2 separate regions of the Homo sapiens genome follow, and region 2 is linked to region 1. A link is a loop called in an ENCODE intact Hi-C map of the cell type or tissue named here. Cell type or tissue: PC-3. All regions are shown on one strand. Links, peaks and the distances in the headings refer to the core of each region. The heading gives the core; the rest is flanking DNA.

The links. A loop is a pair of places that touch in the nucleus more often than their neighbours do. Peaks named below come from ENCODE experiments on the same cell type or tissue, not always from the same donor. Only the 100,000 strongest peaks of a DNase experiment are listed, where the experiment ranks them.
Region 2: a loop joins it to region 1, with 10 times the contacts of the local background. A loop is called at or near these places in 4 of 110 quality-filtered maps.

What each region holds. Positions count from the first base shown.
Region 1 is chr13:20,417,555-20,422,932 of GRCh38, reverse strand. All of the region lies in intron 5 of CRYL1 (crystallin lambda 1), which reads left to right. Among named protein-coding and RNA genes, the nearest start is that of MIR4499, 14 kb to the left of the region's middle. RefSeq lists an enhancer at 2,707-3,906. In PC-3, for the core only: no CTCF peak of the experiment used is centred there; a DNase peak (open chromatin) is centred at 2,892; H3K4me3 peaks cover 399 bases; H3K27ac peaks cover 2,172 bases.
Region 2 is chr13:20,367,779-20,373,156 of GRCh38, reverse strand. No RefSeq gene overlaps it. Among named protein-coding and RNA genes, the nearest start is that of MIR4499, 63 kb to the left of the region's middle. In PC-3, for the core only: no CTCF peak of the experiment used is centred there; DNase peaks (open chromatin) are centred at 1,956 and 3,076; H3K4me3 peaks cover 1,323 bases; H3K27ac peaks cover 3,331 bases.

The sequences.
Region 1 (5,378 bases), core at 75-5,074:
AAGGACATTCTGTGTTCATGGATTGGAATGATTAATATTGTTAAAATGTCCATACTGCCCAAGGTGATCTACAGATTCAGTGCAATCCCTATCAAACTTCCAGTGGCATTTTTCACAGAGTAGCGTGGCCCTTTGTTTGGAAAGACTGTAGATACCACTCGAGATGGGTTAGGATGCACATGACAAACTGTTGGAATGTGGGGCTCTTCCAAAAGGAGAGCAGGAGTGCAAGACTTTTCCAGAAAGGCTGGTGGCTTTGGCAGAGAAATGGCATCTAAGCATATTTGTAAAGCTTTCTCCTCCTCTATGTTAGAGTCAGAAGCTGCATGCCACCCGTGTGCAGAGCCAAGTCCAGCTCAGCTTTCCCACAGGTTTGCTTACACTTGCTGGGCGACCCCAGCCTGGCTGGAGGTGCAAGGGAGCACGTTTGTACCTTGTAATGATTTCTCTCTAGAGTAGTGCAGATGTTCGCAGGGATAATGTCAACTGCCACAGCAACTGGAATTCTATCTGCAAACTTTTATTTGCTGTGTTGGAATCATTAGTTAATTAGGACTTTTTTTTTTTTTTTTGGAAATGGAATTTCACTCTGTGGCCCAGGTTGGAGTGCAATGGCGTGATCTCGGCTCATGGCAATCTCCATCTCCCAGGTTCAAAGGCTTCTCCTGCCTCAGCCTCCCAAGTGGGTGGGACTACAGGCGCATGCCACCATGCCTGGCTAATTTTTTGTATTTTTAGTAGAGATGGGGTTTCTCCATGTTGGCCAAGCTGGTCTTGAACTCCTGACCTCAAATGATCGGCCTGCCTTGGCCTCCCAAAGTGCTAGGATTACAGGTGTGAGCCACCGCGCCTGGCCTTAATTAGGATTTTTTTTCTAGCAGCAATTTTCCATAAGAAGTAGACTATTTTTATACCATTATTTATTATTTTGTGGGTGGCCATTTTCTGAGTAGTCATATTGGTGAGCAACAAAACCCTATTGAAAAGAGAGATACTGCTGATTTATGAATTTAGAGATACCTGTATCCCCATTAATAAGCAAATAAATAACATCAACCACATACTCATTAAAAATCCCCAAAATGCTGCAAAGCTTCTATGTTAGTATTCTAACTCTAAAAATAAATAAATAAATAAATAAATAAATGAAAATGCTGTTACTATAACACCTTCTAGCAATCATTACCAATAGGTGCTTGAGCAGTGAATATAAATGATGGATTTCAGCTCCCTCAGTTTGAAGTTGGGAAGTTAACAGGCCAGGGGTAAGGGTCCCCAGAAGTAGAGGATGGGGGTAAGGAGCCCCCAAGAGAAAAGGCAAAGAGAAGAGAGGTGGGAGGTGACAAATGACACTGCATCCCTCTTCCCTTGTGGGAGCCAGCCTTTGTGCCTTCCATCAGCTGCAGGTAGAAGCCAGGTGAGAGGCCACTGGAGCCCTATGGGCCATCAAGGCAGGAAGCATCTCTGGGTAAAGATGTGGGGAGTAGGCAGATATGGGGCTTGTGCTCCATGGCTGTTTTTGGAGTCAGGGCTTACACTCTTTGGTTCAAAACTTATTGTAGTAAACTGTATTCCCAGAGGACCCCTCAATTAAAGTATCACTACCCTCATAGAATGGAAGTGAATGTATTCACATTCATACACAATGATGGATTCTTTTTGCTGTTGTATTTGTTGTAAAAGTCGAGGCTTTCCCTTTCTTTCAAACTCTATAATACTGTTGTTTTTCCCCCTAAAAGCATCATTATACACACAGTGTTCTAAGAAAAAGTGCACCAGGGAATTAGCACTGGGGCCTGAAGTACTCTGGAATGTCCCTTTTATTAGGGCAAAGTCTTTCCTCTCTTTCCTTTCCATTTTTTTTTTTGTTTGTTTGTTTCTATTTAAAAGCTCTATTTTAGGCTGGGCGCAGTGGCTCACGCCTGTAATCCCAGGATTTTGGGAGGCCAAGGCGGACGGATCATGAGGTCAGGAGATCGAGACCATCCTGGCTAACACAATGAAATCCTGTTTCTACTAAAAATACAAAAAATTAGCCAGGCGTGGTGGCGGGCCTGTAGTCCCAGCTATTTGGGAGGCTGAGGCAGGAGAATCGCTTGAACCCAGGAGGCGGAGGTCGCAGTGAGTTGCGATCACGCCACTGCACTCCAGCCTGGGCGACAGAGTGAGACTCTGTCTCAAAACACACACACACACACACACACACACACACACACACACACACACACACAACCTCTATTTTAAAGAAAAGTCAAAGGGAAAAACTCCACCTGTGTTTGCTCTACCCTAAGTCAATTGCTTTCATTTTCCTTTGTTCCTGTCTAGTCTCTATTATGAACATGCTACTCAAGTTTTTATTCATTCTTAATGGCTTTATGATATTTCATTTAGCTGGTCTTTTTTTTTTTTCTTTTAAATCCAATCTTTCCCTTACTGCGGGATGTTTTAAGGTCAGGCCTCAGTGAGCCTCTATGCACATATGGTTTCTTCTTCTGGAGTCTTTTCTGGAATAATTCTGGGAGTGGGCTCAGCCTGCGGGAGAGTAACATTTTTATAACTTGATAGATGTAGCTGAGATGCCTCCCAGAGGGGAGACCCGCCTCTCCTCCGGCAGCTGTGCACGTAGGCTTGTTCCCAGCAGCCTGGCCAGGGTGGTCCACCTGGTGTTTCTCATCTTCTTTCCCCGGAGCGCTGACTCCTGCGCGTCCTCTTGGAAGACTCTTGACAGGACGGGTGTTTTATGGGTGTGATTCAGTGTCCTCTTGCATCAGTTCAATGTGGTGGTGTTCAATCAACCCTTGTAGCGTTAGCAAAATTTGCTCAAGTCATTCCGCAGGAATGTCTGTGTCTTGCTTCCAAGAAAGCTTGTAAGTGCCGGCAACAGGCCAAGCAGCTCACAAACCTGACCACAAGCCTGTGAGTAATTGTGGGGCAGCACTTAGCAGTCTTTTATTTTCGACTTATTAAAGTCTCATCTTGGCCTCACCTTCTCCCTGGAAGGTGGCGTGGGTGGGAACCACTGGGTCAGATCTTTTTCACCCTTGCCGTGGAGCCAGTTTCCTGTTGCATGTGGGGGAAGCAACATGTGGTGAAGAGTATAGAAAACGAAAACATGTGGGTACAGTATGTATAAGTGGAGGGAACAAACTCATAATTCCAACTAGTTTCTCATGAGAGACTCATGAATCATTGTGGTAGTTCTCAATATAAACTTAATCTAGGCCGGATGTGGTGGCTCACACCTGTAATCTCAGCACTCTGGGTGGATCACTTGAGGTCAGGAGTTTGAGACCAGTCTGACCAACATGGAGAAACCCCATCGCTACTAAAAATACAAAATTATCCAGATGTGGTGGCTCACACCTGTAATCCCAGCACTTTGGGAGGCTGAGGCGGGTGGATCACTTGAGGTCAGGAGTTTGAGACCAGCCTGACCAACATGGAGAAACTGTGTCTCTACTAAAAATACAAAATTAGCTGGGCGTGGTGACGCATGCCTGTAATCCCAGCTATTTGGAGGCCGAAGCAGGAGAATCGCTTGAACCTGGGAGGCAGAGGTTGCAGTGAGCCGAGATCCTGCCATTGCACTCCAGCCTGGACAACAAGAGCAAAACTCCATTTCAAAATAATAATAATAATAATAAACTTAATCTCTAACTCTGTTACTCCCTGTAGCATTTGCAAGGACCCTAGGGCTGGATGTTTCTCAGAGGGATAGTCTAGTACCCTAGCTCATGCTCGAGTTACTTCTGTGCAAGTGACTGTTCTTGTCTGGGTCTGTCCTTGAACATCTCTGGAGATGAGAAAATCACCGAGATTTAACTTTGTTCCATCCTTTCTTTCACTAGAGATTGAGATGGACGTGCTGGTGTAATCCTTTCTTCTTGGCCGCTGCCCTGGGGTGATCCACACAAGCCCAGTGCTTTCTTCATGTCGCCCTCGTAGGGCTGAAGGTGGCAGAGTACTCTACTTCTCGCTGTTGCGTTTCTTTATTTGACACTCACCTAAGATAAAACCTTTTGTGACTCCTGACTCTTAATTTTTCTCCTGTTTCTCAGTTGACAGTGGACTTATGCCCAAACTCTAGCTGAGGAGTGGAAGAACTTGAATAGAACCTCATCCAAATTCCTGGGTAGCAAGTCTGTGTTCCTGCTGGTGATAGTAGTAGTAAAGTTATTGTAGTGTTTGCACAAGAAAAATGTGAAAATTCAGGACCAAGTTTGGGGGAAAAGTAGAGCAAAACAAAATAGAAGATCAAAAGCTGGGAATTAGTAAAAAAGAAGTGGATGAGGAAGAATGGTATGAAGAAAAATGAGAAAAGCAAATGAAAATGAGGCCATGCAAAAAATACATGAATCAGAAAATTAAATCTAGGAATGGGATGATTATAGAGAAGGAAAGATGGTTCGGTGTAGCTGGTGATCAGTAGAGGAGATAGTCACGGAGGAGGATTTATCCATCAAATATCGTGTGCCTCCACCACACAAGTTTCTCTCCTGCCTTCCTCTTCTTCTGGGACTGTCCGAAGGACCAGAGTAAGTACCACAGCATCTGTTAACCCTTTGCTATTGTTAATTGTTAGATGTGTCTTGCTTCCTCTTCTCCCCATCCCCACCCCACAAACAAACAGAAGTGCTTGATCCAAGATCCCTGAGGGTATCTGTCCCCTGAGAGGGTCAGCTCGGCCAGGCTAGAGCGTCCAGTCACTCAGTCAAACTCAGTCTAGATGTTGCTGGGAAGGTATTTGGTACATAGTTGACTTTAAGTAAATGAGATTATTCTCCATAGTCTGGGTGGGCTAAATCCAGTCCATTGAAAGGCCTTGCAAGCAGAACTGAGATCTCCCTGAGGAAGGAGAAATTCCACCTGCAGACTGTGGGGTAGTTCCTGCCTGGAGTTGCCGGCCTGCCCTCCTGATGGCCTGTCCATGGCTTTCTGACTTGCCAGGCCCACAGTCACATGAGCCAATTCCTTGAAATAAATCTCTTGATGTATGTGTGTATGTGTGTGAATCTTACTGGCTTTGTCTGGTAGAACCCTGAGTGATACATCCCTAAACCTTTCATTCGACTTAACATTTGTTTCATAGCAGTTGGGTACGTTATTAACTATCTTGCATTTTCTCCTACTTCACGGATGTCTTGTGGCTCCTCTCAGCCTGGGCATTTTCTCCTACCAAATCAGGTGCAAAATATGTGCCCCAGCTATGCATGTGTTACTCCACTGTGGAAAAATCTCAGGTTTTAACTAAGGAAGCAGAAGCAAGGAGTTTTTCAATAAAAGGGGTTCCTTAACACTGTCTGGGATCTCTTTGCCCAATGATTTTCAGGACGCGAAACCATGTTTTGAACTAACAGTGATTGTAGTATTCATTGCTT
Region 2 (5,378 bases), core at 1-5,000, 50 kb after region 1:
TCCTGCTAGTTTTTCAGGGAGAGCCTGTAGTGTTTGTCAAAGCCTGTCTAACTAAGTGGGACTCGAACCCAGAACTCTAAGCACTAGGTACCTGCTGAGATCCAGCTTTTTGGCTTCCAAGTTGCTGCTTTCTGCTGGGCTCCTGGGTGTCTCCTCATGTACTCTGCACAGTTCATAAGTCAGCCAAGGACCTAGGGGAATTTTACACTAGTTTGGTGGTTTCCTTCTTTCTTCCTGCTTTCTGGGATTTTGCTGTTCAATTTCCAGATGGGATGGCAGCTCTGAACTTCAATCCGTGTCTGTTTAGCCCAATAACATCACTACTTCCTGCTTGACTGCCTATTTTGCCTTGCTGGATAGCGTCCTCCAGGGAAAGCCGGTTAAATGTGGAGCTGGTTAATGTGCTCCTTTTCTGTCAAGGATGAGGTTTGTGCCTGCTTTGGGTTGGTTTCTTGTGTCTTCAAACGGTTGCTGATTATATTCTGAGAAGAGTTTGTAATTGCTGTTAGCAGGACTAATGTTCAGTACAAGTGAGTGACTCTCTCATGACTAGAATCAGAACCTACTAGAGGAGCTTTGACAGATCTGGATGCTGAGTCTCCATCTCAGACAAGTTACATCAGAATTTCTGGGTATGGAAGCCAAGCAGCAGTATTTTTAAAGTATCCCAGGTGATTTCTGTGTGTAACCAAAGTTACCAGCAGCAACTCTGTGGAGGCTAAAGCTACTCCATCTTGGATGCGAATCAGCTATGTGGACTTCCGATTAACCTGTGTTCTGGGAATGCCTCTGAGATCTCTACTTTACTGTTACTGTAAATCCTGCTCTTAGGTCAAAATGATCTTGATCAGAAATCCTGCCTTTAGGCAGATTCAAATAGAATTCTTACCTGTCTCTCAGGGGTCCACTTCGCCTGTCTTACACATTCCTCACCTGTGGTACATAAGCTCTGGGTCTGCAGGGTAATGGCTCAGAAATCCACCAACTCATCCCACAGCCTCTGGGGACAGGGCTTCTGTTTGCAAGTCCCTGTTAAACATTTCTTACTGAGAAATCGGATGTGTCAGCCTTTTTCTTTGTCCCCTCAGCTTCTTTGGACTTTGGAAATAGGTTTTCATAGAGCTGTTCACCATGGAACATTTATTGAGCCTTTATTATGTGTCAGCATTTTTCATTAATTATTTTACTGAATTCTCTGGTAGCCTTATTATTTTCACAAGAGAAAACCGAGGCTTAGGTAAGTTAAGTAAATGTCCAGTGTCACACAGTTAGAATGTTCCAAAGCCAGGATTTGCGTGTAGTCAGTCTAACTTCAGAACTACAGTGTACGCACTATACTTTATTGCCATGCATTGGGGAGGACAGGTTCAGAGGGGAAGACCACACATTTAGTTTTGCATGAATAGTATTTTATCTTATTGGTATAATTTATTTTACAATTATCCATATTGTCGGATAGTTGGGATACTGTCAATAGACAATATTCTGCATAGGATATTTTGTACATGAACCTAAGTAAATCTCTACTGATTTACTTAGGATAAATTACTAGAAGAGGAAGTAGTTGGTAAATTGATAGGAATTTTTAAAAATCTTGGTACACTTTGCCAAACACCTCGCACAATGAACAAAAATGCTGGGTAGACCATGGCTTGGGTAATTTTTTTTCATTGGGTGATGTGTAATAGGATTGTTTTTATTTCAACTCGCCAATCTAGACTTGGACATCTGATTTTTATTCCATCTTCCTAGTTGTTGACAATGAATTTGTTGAGCCTCAAACTTGTCCATCGGAATGTGCTTGGGCCATTGTCTGATGGGCTTCCTGGTGGGGGTAGTGCCTAGAAGAGAAGGGAAGGGGGATGGCACTGTTCACACAGCACAGACACATCCTCCACAGAGTAAAACAGGTACTTCTGCAACTGGAGCTGAGTCACAGCCACAGCCCAGTTGTCTCTCAGGCCACCTTGGAATTTCCTGGCCATACTTACCTTTTCACAACTACCTTTCTGTAATTCCCTGTCATATTTACCTTTGGAGTGATTTGTGAGGGTTGGTGAAAAAATAAGATGAGATTCCTAAAAAACATGATACACCCTTTCTGGATTGACTACCTTCTTGTTTGGTGGTGAAAGGGCAGGAACAGAAGGAAGTTGAACACACGGCAGGATATGTGTGAGCCTGATTTGGCTGGATCATGATCAAGAGAATTGAGTGTTCTTAGCTCTTTCTTTTTTAAAAAAAATTATGACAGACTGATAACCTGGCATTTGTAGATATTTTCAAAGCATTGTTTCAAATAGAAAATGCTATGTAAACTGAAGCAAAAAGTTGATCATGCACAGCTCTGTAATGCAATACCTTACATTTTTCTTCTTTTGTTTTTACTGATTTTTTTTTTTTGAGACAGTCTTGCTCTGTCGCTAGGCTGGAGTGCAGTGGCACTGTTGTAGCTCAGTGCAGCCTCAAATTCCTGGGATGAAAAGATTCTCCTGCCTCAGACTCCCTGGTAGCTGAGATTATAGACGTGAACTACCATGCCCAGCTAATTTTAAAAAAATATTTTGTAGAGATGGGGTCTCACTATGTTGATCAGGCTGTCTTTCTCTTTTTAAAATGCTCTTTTCTGGGGAACTGACACCAAATCAGTAGTTTCTCCAAGGCATAGCACCACTGCATGGAAAATACAAAGTTACGCTTAAAAGTATTTTTGAGGTTAAATTCAGAATCTGTTGAAAATTCAAAGTAACTTCCTGACTTCCAAGATGAGTATATCAAAACCCAATAAAAATGAGTCCTGTTCAGTGTTATTATGGTTGTGTGGTTGCTAAATCTTGGAACCGATTTCTGTGACAGCCACATGAAGACCTGCCAATGCGTGACAGAGTAGTCCACAGGTGACTAATTCTGAAGAAGTTCTTTGTGTGTGAGTTAACCGTCTTTGTGGAGGTATAGCTACATGCAATAAAATGCACACATTTTAAGTGTATGCTTCAGTGAATTTTGACTAATATGTACAACCGCGTAACCACCATGCCAATCAAGACATGGAACATTTCCACATAAGGTTCTCCTGTGCTCTTTGCAATTTTCCCTCCAAACCCCTGCCCCAGGCAACGACTTATCTGATTTCTATCACCAGAGATTAGTTCCGCCAACTCTAGAACTTCATGTCAATGTTGTCATACGGCATGAATTCTTTTGTGTCCAGCTTATTTTGCCCTCAGAGTGATGTTTCTGAGAGTCATCATATGTGGGTGTGTGTCAAGTTCATTTTTTTACGGCTGAGCGGTAGAGTTTCTATTGTATGAACATTCCACGGTTTTTCCATTCACCTGTTGATGGACATCTGGGCAATTTTATTTTTAACCCCCAAGTGTTGGTTTTTGTGAATTAAGCTTCTGTGAATATTTGCATACAAGTCTTTTTATGCAAACATGTTTTTATTACTATGTCTAGAAATGGAACACATGAACGGTATTGTAAGTCTATGTTTATAAGAAGTGGCCAATCTGTTTTTCAATATGGGGGTACCATTTTCTATTCCTACCAGCAAGATGTAAGAGTTTTAGCCAGTCCTGGCAACATACAGAGACCCTGATTCCGTAAAAGTAAAAATAATAAAATCAGTGGGGTCTGGTGGTGCGCACCTGTGGTCCCAGCTACTCAGGAGGCTGATGTGGGAAGATTGCTTGAGCCTAGGAGGTTGAGACTGCAGTGATCCATGATTGTGCCATTGCACTGTAGCCTGGGCAACAGAGCGAGACCCTGTCTGGAAAAAAAAAAAGAGTTTCAGTTGCTCCATATCTTTGTCAGCACTTAATACACTGATCTTCTCAATTTTAGCCATTCTAGTGGATATGAAGATACCCTAACATGGTAATTAACATTTTCTGATGATGATGTTGAGGATCTTTTCATGTGCTTTTTGGCCATATGTATATCTTCTTCTATTTTCTGATTCCAATTTTTTAAATTAAAATTGTTTTAAACTTTTATTTAAAACTTTTTTTAGAGATAGAGTCTCACTATGTTGCCCAAGCTGGTCTCTAACTCCTGTCTTCAAGTGATTGTCTCTCTTCAGCCTCTGAATTTCCATTTTTAATGGCTTGCTTGTTTATGAGATTTGTAAGAGTTCTGAAATATTTTGGATAGAAGTCCTTGGAAGATTATGTGTCCTGCAACTACTTTCTCTCAGTCTGTGATTTATCTCATCATTTTCTGAATGGTTCCTGGAAGAACCCTTCTCCCTCTCTTTCATACAAATTTACACTTGAATTTCATTTTTCTGAACTTTTCAACTGTGGCAACCTCAGCACTTTTAGGAAGTATTGCTCTTTCTAGAAGAGATATGCTGTTCAGGAAACCTTGGCCTTTTCTCCACCACATGTTGTCAACTAGAGTAAGTTGTCCACACTGGGCTGTGGATCTATTTAACTGTGCCCGGGTCAGGGAAGCGACTCCTTTCCTGATTTGGGCCACTGAAGACCTACGTCAGGTTCCCACCTTAAAGCTTGTGTCTCACGTGCAACAGCTTTGCTGGTGCCAAGATCAAAAAGTGCAAAAACTACCTGTGGGGTGGGCCTTCAATGGGGAAGATGAACAATGATATGATCCAGGCGAAACATGAACATGCACCCAATGCAAAGCCACCAACTTTCCTCTTATACCAAACTCCCGAGCCAAGGCTGGAGTTGCCACGTGGCTGTTTTATGACCCAGTGGTAACCTAAGCACACAAACGCCTACTTTGGGCACTGTGTTACCTGGAGTTCCATCAGCATCCACAGGCCTACATTTTGGTATGGAACTTTAAAAAAAAAAAAAAAAAAAAAAACCAAATCCTATGTAGTCTCCAGGATCACTCTCCTATCCTAAACATCAGAACCAAATGGATCACCGAGCCTCCCTTACCACTGTCTGAAAAATGTCACCTCCTGAGCCAGAGTCATTTTTCTGGCACAACCACCCAGAACTGTTAACAATTATTTTCTGGTCACCTTTGGATTTTAATATTCAGAGCCACAAATACGGTCTTTTACCACATTTTGCTACAGTTAATTACACCTGGGGTCTGGAAAAGAGTGGCGCTACTTACTACAAATAAGAATTTGCATGGAAAAGGAGGAATGAGCAAGAAATAGAAACAGATTTAAGGAAATCTAGGTGTTGGCTGTTCTAGCTCAAGCTCATGATAAATCACAATTTTATCCTAGTGAATATCCCAGCGATGGGATGGATGGACAGAGGGTGTGTGAATTTTAGAACCTCACTTGTATTAGAGTCTGCACTAAGAACCCAGACCAAGGTGCAGCATTATCCCAAACTTCAGTCGTCTTATTGGACATGCTCTCAATGTGTTTGCTATAGTTTGGTTGT